Linked DNA regions of Homo sapiens: region 2 is linked to region 1. A link is a loop called in an ENCODE intact Hi-C map of the cell type or tissue named here. Cell type or tissue: PC-9. All regions are shown on one strand. Each heading gives the region's core, and the rest is flanking DNA. Links, peaks and the distances in the headings are about the cores only. Region 1 has its middle 11 kb from the start of ACOT7. Region 2 overlaps KCNAB2 (potassium voltage-gated channel subfamily A regulatory beta subunit 2).

The links. Peaks named below come from ENCODE experiments on the same cell type or tissue, not always from the same donor. Only the 100,000 strongest peaks of a DNase experiment are listed, where the experiment ranks them.
Region 2: a loop joins it to region 1, with 4 times the contacts of the local background. A loop is called at or near these places in 4 of 110 quality-filtered maps.

The regions. Positions count from the first base shown.
Region 1 is chr1:6,402,387-6,407,759 of GRCh38, forward strand. No RefSeq gene overlaps it. Among named protein-coding and RNA genes, the nearest start is that of ACOT7, 11 kb to the left of the region's middle. In PC-9, for the core only: CTCF peaks have their summits at 2,505 (motif pointing left) and 2,707; no DNase peak of the experiment used is centred there.
Region 2 is chr1:6,051,093-6,056,465 of GRCh38, forward strand. It overlaps KCNAB2 (potassium voltage-gated channel subfamily A regulatory beta subunit 2), which reads left to right. Exons shown (of 16, transcript NM_001199862.2): 2 at 419-662. The coding sequence starts at 445. Among named protein-coding and RNA genes, the nearest start is that of KCNAB2, 7.9 kb to the left of the region's middle. RefSeq lists an enhancer at 2,343-2,843. In PC-9, for the core only: a CTCF peak has its summit at 2,064 (motif pointing right); no DNase peak of the experiment used is centred there.

The sequences.
Region 1 (5,373 bases), core at 93-5,092:
AAAAAAATTAGCCGGGCGTGGTGGCGGGCACCTGTAGTCCTAGCTACTCGGGAGGCTGAGGCTAGAGAATGGCATGAACCAGGGAGGCAGAGCTTGCAGTGAGCCGAGATCACACCATTGCACTCCAGCCTGGGCGACAGAGCGAGACTCCGTCTGAAAAAAAAGAAAAAAAATTAGCCGGTTGTGGTGGCACACACCTGCAGTCCCAGCTACTCTGGAGGCTGAGGTGGGAGGATTGATTGAACCCAGGAAGCAGAAATTGCAGTGAGCCAAGATCACACCAATGCACTCCAGCCTGGGTAACAGAGCGAGACTCCGTCTCAAAAAAAAAAAAAAAAGAAAAAAAGAAAGGTGTGTGGAACAGGGCCTGGCATAGAGGAAGGGCTGTGTACAGCTTTGTGAATCAGCTTGAGAAGCCAAGCAGCCCTGGGGTCCTGGGGGCTGCAGGAATGGATGCGTTTGACCAGATGGGAGGGATTCAGATCACCTTGGCCCAAGGAGAAGACCCTAACTGGTTCAAGCTGGGATTCACACAAGAGGAGGACACTGCAGGATTCTCCAGGGTCTGCCATCACAGCCTCCCAGGAATCATACAGGATGCAGCCGGAGAGCCGCTCTGTTCACACAGCCACTGTGTTTCTTTCATGTTAATGAATTTAGCTCTTGTGTTTATCCTCTGCAGAGATGATAGACACTTCATGATTATTCCTCTTGTCCATGGAATTGAATAGACAAGACCCTAAGTCTGTTGCCAGCAGGAAATGTGAGTAAATGCTGAAGCATACACATAGTCTTCTGTTCCCAAAGGGCCGACACATCTAAAAGACAAACAGAAGAGGCTACTTAGAGGGGCACGATGGCTCTCCTCTGTAATCCCAGCACTTGGGGAGGCTGAGGCAGGTGGATCACTTGAGCCTAGGAGTTCCAGACCAGCCTGGGCAACATGGCAAAACCCCGTCTCAAAAAAAAAAAAAAATTAGCCGGGCATGGTGGTGTGCACCTGTGGTACCAGCTACATGGGAGGCTGAGGCGGGAGGATCTCCTGAGCCTGGGGAGATCATCTGGACATCAGAGTAAGACCATCTCAAAAAAAAAAAAAAAAAAGGAACAGCCTCTCCTCCTAACTGAACCTTTTTTTTTTTTGAGACGGAATTTTGCTCTTGTGGCCTAGGCTGGAGTGCAATGGTGCCATCTCAGCTCACCACAGACTCCGCCTCTCGGGTTCAAGAGATTCTCCTGCCTCAGCCTCCCAAGCAGCTGGGATTACAGGCATGCCATGTGCCACCATGCCTGGCTAATTTTCTATTTTTAGTAGAGACAGGGTTTCTCCATGTTGGTCAGGCTGGTCTCGAACTCCTGACCTCAGGTGATCCACCCACCTCGGCCTCCCAAAGTGCTGGGATTACAGGGGTGAGCCACCGCACCCGGCCTTTTTTTTTTTTTCTTTGAGACAATGTCTTGCTCTGTCCCCCAGGCTGGAGTACAGTGGCATGATCACAGCTCACTGCAGCCTCAACCTCCTGGACTAAAGAGGTTCTCCCACCTGAGCCTCCTGAGTAGCTGGGACTACAGGTGTGCACCACCAACCATGGCCAGCTAATTCTTTTGATTTTTATAGAGACGGGGTCTCAGTATGTTTCCCAGGCTGGTCTCGAAGTCCTGGACTCAAGTGATCCTCCTGCCTTGGCCTCCCGAAGTGCTGGGATTACAGGCATGAGTCACTGTGCCTGGCCTAACCTGATCTTTAAAGTCAAGTGCTCTGACCCCAGAATGAACCACTCCAAAGAGACCTAAAACTCATAAACGACCCATTTGAAAGCGGGACCCATAATCCAAGAGGGAAGGTCAAAAATAAATGGGTCATTTCCCGGAGAAGAAAAACACCTCTATGTTTGGAGTAGACATACATTCATTTCCCAAAAGCAGCATTTGGAGATCATCTCTTTAAGTAGGTCAAACTTTATAACTAGAATTATAGCCGTGCCCCGGTGCCTGCAAATTAACGGGGTTAGTGGGAGGAGATCTAAGTGACATGACCTGGCCGGGCGCGGTGGCTCACGCCTGTAATCACAGCACTTTGGGAGGCCGAGGCGGGCGGATCACGAGGTCAGGAGATCGAGACCATCTTGGCTAACACGGTGAAACCCCGTCTCTACTAATAATACAAAAAAATTAGCCGGGCGTGGTGGCAGGCCCCTGTAGTCCCAGCTACTGGGGAGGCTGAGGCAGGAGAATGGCGTGAACCCGGGAGGCGGAGCTTGCAGTGAGCCGAGATCGCGCCACTGCACTCCAGCCTGGGCGACAGAGCGAGACTCCGTCTCAAATAAATAAATAAATAAATAAATAAATAAATAAATAAATAAATAAATAAAAGTGACATGACCTGTGAAATTCTCCGCGTTGCTTCCCGTAAGCCGCAAGGCGCTCCGTCTCTCGGTCTGTGGCCCTCTGGCTCCACCTAGGGGCCGAGCAAATTCCCAAGCGCTGGGTCCCGCGCCCCACCCGGGATCCCACCTGGGCGTCATCTCTTGGGGCGGTCTTGCTACAAATCACAATAAACGTTCCCCCACTCAAATTTTTAACAAGAACTCCGTGATTATGACAAAAGACACACAGTCAAGGGTAATTCTATTTTTCCTCATGATAATAAAAAGCTGAGGTATAATTGTATGTTTCTCAAGGGCCTTAAAGAAAAACGATGTTGGTTTTATGCATCAAGTAATTGCTGTGTGAAGAGCTAAAGGGCCCTCATGTGCAGGAGATAATCAGCGGGAGCTCTGCACCAGTGTGACTGTGGCCAACACACTGGAGGCGACTGCTCCCAGCCCGCAGCCCCACCCAGCAGAGGCCGGAGCCCAAGACGGTGCCCGAGTCGCTTCCTCACCGTTGGTGAGCAGGCTCCCAGAGAAAGAACTGCCTTCCAACCAAACGCCCACCAGATGAGGGAGATTTGGGCGAAACGGCCACACATTCATCTTGACACCTAGGATCACTCAGAGAGCAGAACTACCTTCTGTCCTCAGCAGGACAATAACTCAAGTTAGATTCAGCATCAGCGGGAATGACCTGGAGGGGCTTCCTAACTGGTGATGAGGCGGCTAACTAGTTGAGTAAAAATGTTATAAACCAAAGGGTCCGGAGTCTTACAGTCCAAACCCACCTCCATGCACCTCCTAGCTGTGTGGCCTTAGGTAAGTTCCTTGGCCCCTCTGCACTTCAGTTTTCTCATCTGAAAATGGGGCAATAATAGTATCTACCTTGTCAAGTTTGTATAAAGATTAGGTGAGTTACCAGGCACACATCAGAGCAGGGCCTGGTGCAGAGGGAGAGCCTGGTAGATAGCACCATTATACCTAATTCATAGTGAGCATTCTCAAGGGCCAAACAGGCATTTATTGAGCATCTTATATATACCAGGCCCTGTGCTGGGCGCTAGTATCTTACCTATGATACCACATGGTACAGAAACCATCTGGGTATTCATAAAGGGCAGTTGCAGAAAAAATGCACAAATCGTAATTGTACGGCTTAATGCATGATCATAAAGGAATGCACCCATTAACCCGTCCCCAGATCAAGGAAGACATCACCAGCACCCCAGAAGTGCTTCTCTTGCTTTCTGCCAAATATGGGGACCTCTTCTCCCTAAAGGGAATAACCATCCACAACATCAGTGCTGTAGTGGGTAGCAGGAATTTGTGCATGCTTGTTGCTGTATAATGTTGCATTGCATGAATAATGAATATAAGGATCTTTGCATTTCTTTTTTTTTTTTTTTTTTTTTTTTGAGATGGAGTCTCACTATGTCGCCCAGGCTGGAATGCAGTGGCGCAATCTCAGCTCACTGCAAGCTCCGCCTCCTGAGTTCACGTCATTCTTCTGCCTTAGCCTCCTGAGGAGCTGGGACTACAGGCACCCGCCATCATGCCCAGCTAATTTTTTGTACTTTTTGTAGAGATGGGGTTTCACCATGTTAGCTAGGATGGTCTCGATCTCCTGACCTCGTGATCCACCCTCAGCCTCCCAAAGTGCTGGGCTTACAGGCATGAGCCACTGCACCTGGCCTGCACTTCTTTCTTTTCTTTTTTGGAGACAGAGTCTCACTCAGTGGCCCAGGCTGGAGTGCAGTGGCACAATCTTGGCTCACTGCAACCTCCACCTCCCAGGTTCAAATGATTCTCCTGCCTCAGCCTCCCGAGTAGCTGGGATTACAGGCACCCGCAATCATGCCTGGCTAATTTTTGTATTTTTTGTATTTTGTTGTTGAACATGGGGTTTCACCATGTTGGCCAGGGTGGTCTCGAACCCCTGACCTCAAGTGATCTGCTTGCCTCAACCTCCCAAAGTGCTGGGTTACAGGCATGAGCCACCATACCCTGCCAAATTATGATTCATTTAATGTCTGTGGCATCTATAGTGACTCCCCTCTTTCATCCCCAATATTAATAACTTGCAACATTTCTTTTTTCTTTAGTAGTCAAGCTTAGTTTATCAATTTTATTGATGATTTAAATAAATCAGCTTTTGGTTTCAAGTATTTCATCTATTTTCTGTTTTCTAGATTTCTGTTCTTTTTATTTCCTTCCTTTGACACATTTTGGATTTAATTGGCTCATCTTTTTCTAGCTTCTTAAGCTGGAAGTTTAGATAATTGCTTTTTTTATTTTCATTTTTTTGAGACAGAGTCTCACTCTGTCACCCAGGCTGGAGTGCAGTGGGGCAATCTCAGCTCACCGCAACCTCTGCTTCCTGGGTTCAAGTGATTCTCCTGCCTCAGCCTCCTGAGTAACTTGGATTACAGGGGTTTCGTCATGTTGTCCAAGTTGGTCTCGAACTCCTGACCTCAAGTGATCTGCCCACCTTGCCCTCCCAAAGTGCTGGGGTTACAGACATGAGCCACCATGCCTGGCCAGATAATTGCTTTTCTTTTCTTTTGTTTTGTTTTATTTGTTTGTTTGTTTGTTTTGAGACAGTCTCGCTCTGTCACCCAGGCTGGAGTGCATTGGTGCAATCACCTGGCCAATAATCGCTTTTAGATGTTACTTTTCTCTTTTCTTTTTTCTTTTTTTTTTTTTGAGACGGAGTTTCGCTCTTGTTGCCCAGGCTGGAGTGCAATGACACGATCTTGGCTCACCACAACGTCTGCCTCCTGGGTTCAAGTAAGTCTCCTGCCTCAGCCTCCCAAGTAGCTGGGATTAGAGGCATGTGCCACCACGCCTGGCTAATTTCGTATTTTTAGTAGAGACGGGTTTCTCCATGTTGGTCAGGCTGGTCTGGAATTCCCAACCTCAGGTGATCCGCCCGCCTTGGCCTCCCAAAGTGCTAGGATTACAGGCGTGAGCCAATGCACCCTAGGTGTTACTTTTCTAGCAT
Region 2 (5,373 bases), core at 156-5,155, 350 kb before region 1:
CACCTCAAGAGACCACCATGACATGGTACCGCAGTCACCACGGAACAGCAACCCTGGTCTTCAGCATTTGGGGGGCTCAGGCTCTGCATGCTCTCTGTGCTCCCGTTTTCATTTGGACACTTGGGGTGCAGCTGTCCTGCCTGGAATGCAGCTTTGCCTGTGCTTGTCTCACAGATGCAGGGGACAGAAAAGGGCAGCTTAGCCAGAGTTCCTGGCAAGCACTGCTTTGCGGACTGAGAATCTCATGCCAAGAGGTGTTTACATCCAGGGGCCGGGTCCCACTCCTAGACACCAAGACCTGGTGGTGGCACTAGTTAAAGGATGTTTCGCTGCAGCTGCCCCCTGCCCCAGGGCCAGCCATCCAGCCTGGGGCACGTGGGGCATTGGCACACTGTCTAACTCATCACCGTCTGGACAGTGGCAGCTCCCAAGCCAGGCGGCACCATGCTGTCCATGACGTACAGCGAGAGTCTGCGGAGCGTGAGCAGCAGGTGCCACTCTGAATGGGCCCTGCACCCCGTCCGCCAGACGGACACGCTGGAACTGCAGCGGCTGCGGGAGGTGCGGGCGGCTGCCCAGGCCAGGAACATGGAGAGCTTCCTCCGCATGCACGGCCTTTCCCTGGACGGCTGCACCGCCCAGCGCACAGGCATGAAGTATCGGTAAGGGCCGGGCAGGGGGGCGGTGGGGTGGGAAGTCTGATTTCAGCCATATAAATATGTATAAAAGGGCTGGGCACGGTGGTTCACACCTGTAATCCCAGCACTTGGGGAGGCAGAGGCGGGTGGATCACCTGAGATCAGGAGCTCGAGACCAGCCTGGCCAACCTGGTGAAACACCACCTACTAAAAATACAAAAAATAGCCAGGCATAGTGGGGCGCACCTGTAGTCCCAACTACTCAGGAGGCTGAGGCAGAAGAATTGCTTGAACTCAGGAGGCAGAGATTGCAGTGATCCAAGATCATACCACTGCACTCCAGCCTGGGCGACAAGAGTGAGACACTGTCTCAACAACAACAACAAAAATGTATAAAGGAAGAAAATGAGGCCAGGCACGGTGGCTCATGCCTGTAATACCAGCACTTTGGGAGGCCGAGGTGGGTGGATTGCTTGAGCCCAGAAGTCTGAGACCAGCCTAGGCAACATGGCAAAACCCCATCTCTACCCCAAAATACAAAGAAATTAGGTAGGCATGGTGCCATGCACCTGTAGTCCCAGCTACTTGGGAGGCTGAGGTGGGAGGATTACCTGAGCCCAAAGAATCTGATGCTGCAGTGAGCCGTGATCGCACCACTGCACTCCAGGCTGGGTGACAGAGCGAGACTCCATTGCGCAAAAAAAAAAAAAAAGTTTAGTAAATTCTCCATGGGGTAAAAATGTGTGGGTGTGTTTCTCCATGGGGAAAAATGTGTTTCTGGGTGTTGGAGACCCCTGCTCTTAATGATAGGCACGTAGGTCTGAATTTTCTTGGAACCTCCAAAGGACATTCTTTTTAGTGCGCTTGTCTTTGAATTCAGCACCTCGGACAGCGCTCTGCTAGCCACCGTTCTCTGGCTGGTGTAAATCCCTCTCAATTGCAAATTGACAGCTTTATCTTCTGTGCCTCTCAGGAACATGCCCTTGTGAGAGCCATTCAGCCAAAGAGGACCCTCCCCACCCAGTCCTTGTAGAGTTGCCAGTTAAATTTGAAGTTCAGATAAACGCGTAACTTTTTAGCATAAATACGTTCCATGCAATATTTGGGTCATACTTATACTAAAAAGTTCCTCATTGTTTATCTGAACTTCAAATTTAACTGGGCGTCCTGTGTTTTATCTGGCAACACTAAATATCTGGCTTCCGTCTGAGACAGACCCTAGGGATCATCTGCGTGCTCTGTGCAGAGTGGAGTGCAGGCCAGGACCGCTCCTTTAACGTTTTCTCCTGTGGACGGCGTGTTTGGTCCTTCAGCCCATTGTTTGAATATGTGGTTGTAATTTAGAAACAAAACACTTCTCCTGTGAGTCCATTAGATGGCAGTGTTTTTCAGGCTTTGTATCCTAAATCCAGCTGTAAAGGAAGGACAAAGGGTCCGCTAGTTTGGCCACAGCTGACCTCCTTGTTCTGCTGGAAATTTCTCAAGAAGGAGACGCTGGGCATTCATGAGGGGCTGGTCATTGATTCCTTTTGTTTATTCAGTAAATGTTTATTGAGAGTCTGCTTGGCACCAGGCGCTGAGCCAGATCCTGGAGCTGCTGCATGAACAAGAGCAACCAGGTCCCCAACCTCACGGCAGCCATGGCCTGGGGGTGTGGGGGGCAGAGAAGCAGCGAGCTTGCACGGAGACAAGTTCCAACAGCGACCACTGGCCGAGGCAGCAAAGCAGGACAATGCAATGAAGAAAGACCAGGGAGGCCGAGGGGGAACCCTCTGAGAGAGGGATCATCTGAAGATGTGGAGAACATTCCAGCCCAAGAGGAGAGGGGTCTGGAATGGATGCCTCTCTCAGCTGGAGGAGCGAAGAGAAGGCCCAGGCGGCTAGGCTGGAGGGAGGAAGGTGGAGGACACAAGGCGATGATGCAGGAGGGGCCAGACCCCATCCTCCAAACTCAGGGAAACCTCAGCTCTCTCCTATGTGGACAGGATTTGTGATGGAGGATAGTTTAGTGGGTTAAATCAAGACCCCCCAAAATTCACATTCATCCTAAACCTCAGAATATGACGTTAGGCTGGGTGTGGTGGCTCACGCCCGTAGTCTCAGCACTTTAGGAGGCAGCCTGGGTAACATGGCGAAACCCCATCTCTAAATACAATCAAAAAATTAGCCAGGCATGGTGACACATGCCTGTGGTCCCAGCTACACAGGCGGCTGATGCAGGAGGATCACTTGAACCCAGGATTTCAACGCTGCAGTGAGCCCTATTTGTGCCACTGCACTCCAGCCTGGGCGGCAGAGTGAGACCCTGTCTTAAAAAAAAAAAAAAAAGAAGAAGAAGAAGAATGTGACATTATTTGGAAATAGGGTCATTGCAGATATCATTAAGATGGGGCAATGGGGCCATACAAGACTAGAATGGACCCTAATTCCTACGACTGGTGTCCTTATAAGAAGGCCATGTGGTGATAGAGAGTGGAGTGACGGGTCCACAACCCAAGGGACTCTGAGGAGTCTCGGTGTTACCGGTGGAGGGTGTGCAGCCAGGTTCCTGGCATCTTGAACAAAGAATTGGACAAAACGCACATACAAAGCAAGGAAAGAATGAAGCAACAAAAGCAGCCGGGTGAGGTGGCTCACGCCTGTAATCCCAACAGTTTGGGAGGCCAAGACGGGTGGGTTACATGAGGCCAGGAGTTCGAGAGCAGCCTGGGCAACATGGCAAAAGCCTGTCTCTACTAAAAATACAAAAATTAACCAGTCGTGGTGGCGGGCACCTGTAGTCCCAGCTATTCGGGAGGCTGAGGCAGGAGAATCACTTGAACCTGGGAGGCGGAGGTTGCAGTGAGCCAAGATGGAACAAAAGTACACTCCACAGGATGGGAGTGGGCAAGCGGCTCAAGAACCTGGATACAGAATTTTCTGGGGTTTAAATACCTTCTAGAGGTTTCCCATTGGTTACCTGGTGTACATCTTATGTAAATGAAGTAGTGGCCTGTGATCATTCTGATTGGTTGCAGAAAGTGACCAATTAGAGGCTGAAATGAAGTTACAAAGTTACACTTCTATGCAAATGAAGACTTGGCCCACAGCCAGCCTGATTGGTTGCGGGAGGGGACAAATCAGAGGTATTTTCCATTTTTCGTCTGCCACACAGAAAAGGGGGCGCCATGCAAAGAGAGTAGCCTCTGGTTCTTTTGTTACTTGGGCGTGGAAAGTTGGGGTTTTCCTTTTGACTTAGTTATAGGAAATCAGCGGGAATTGGCCTTCAGTTCCCTGCCTCCAGACCCTGGTCTCCTGCCCCAACAGGAGCCACGAGATGCTGGAAGGGACAGGAAAGGACACCTCATGAGGGTGTTTGGAGGGAACACTGCCCACACCTGGACTTCAGACTCCAGAAGTGGGAGAGAAGACATTCCTGTTGTTGTAAGTCCTCTAATTTGGGGATCTTTGTAATGGCAGCCGCAGGGAACTAACACAGGTGGAGAGAACATATCTTTTATTTGCCTGAAGCCCCGAGGAAAATGCCTGAGCAGCCTCGGAGACACTGCAGGTCCCACTGTGGGGCTGAAACGCCCTTGGGGATCTCGCTTCTCAGGGAGTGGAGGAGACCAGAAGACAAACGCTTTTTTTTTTTTTTTTTTTTGAGTTGGAGTTTCGCTGTATCGCCCAGGCTACAGTGCAGTGGCACAGTCTCGGCTCACTACAACCTCTGCCTCCCAGGTTCAAGCGATTCTCCTGCCTCAGCCTCCCAAGTAGCTGGGACTGCAGGGATGCACCACCATGCCTGACTAATTTTTGTATTTTTGGTAGAGACAGAGTTTTGTCATGTTGACCACGCTGGTCTCAAACTCCTGACCTCAGGTGATCTGCCCACCTTGGCATCCCAAAGTGCTGGGATTACAGGCATGAGCCATCTCACCCCACCAACAAAGTCCCTTTAGCAGTTGATGGGCCAGAGGTTGTTGTTACACCCAGGTCAGGGTGAAGGTGGGGCGGGGAGGGTGGTGGCCTCACTCTATCTGGTGAATTTCATTTTGCTGCACCAGGGTTGACGGGGTGGGTGGGATGCTCCGTGACTCAGACCACCAGTTATTAAAGATCCCAGATAAATTTATTCTGTGCTTACCTCTTCTCCGTCAGCGACTGGGCTGGGTCACCATTAAACTTGGTCTTAAATATGAATATAGAAAAGATGATACCTGGGGATAGGCACTGCCCGGTGCCGCAAGAAACCAGCTGTGCCCCTGGCCTGGGCATTTCATCAGCTGAACTGAGCTGTAGCTGATGGAGGTGGACGGCAGCATGCCTGTTACACTTCCCCAGTTTTTTTTTGAGACAGAGTCTCACTCTGTCACCCAGGCTGGAGTGCAGTGGTGCAATCTCAGCTCACTGCAACCTCTGCCTCCTGGGTTCAAGCGATTCTCCTGCCTCAGCCTCCCGAGTAGCTGGGACTACAGGCGCGAGCCACCATGCCCGGCTATTTTTTGTATTTTTAGTAGAAACGGGGTTTCACCACGTTGGCCAGGCTGATCTCAAACTCCTGACCTCAAGTGACCCACTCGCCTCGGCCTCCCAAAGTGCTGGGATTACAGGCGTGAGCCACCGCGCCCGGCCTACACTTCCCCATTGTTTAAACTGTCCTCAATTATTGCTGTTAAAAAGAATTTTAAGATGAATTTTTAAATCCACACAGCCCCTGTGTAAGCATGAGGGAGCAGGGTGAGGGCAGCTGGCC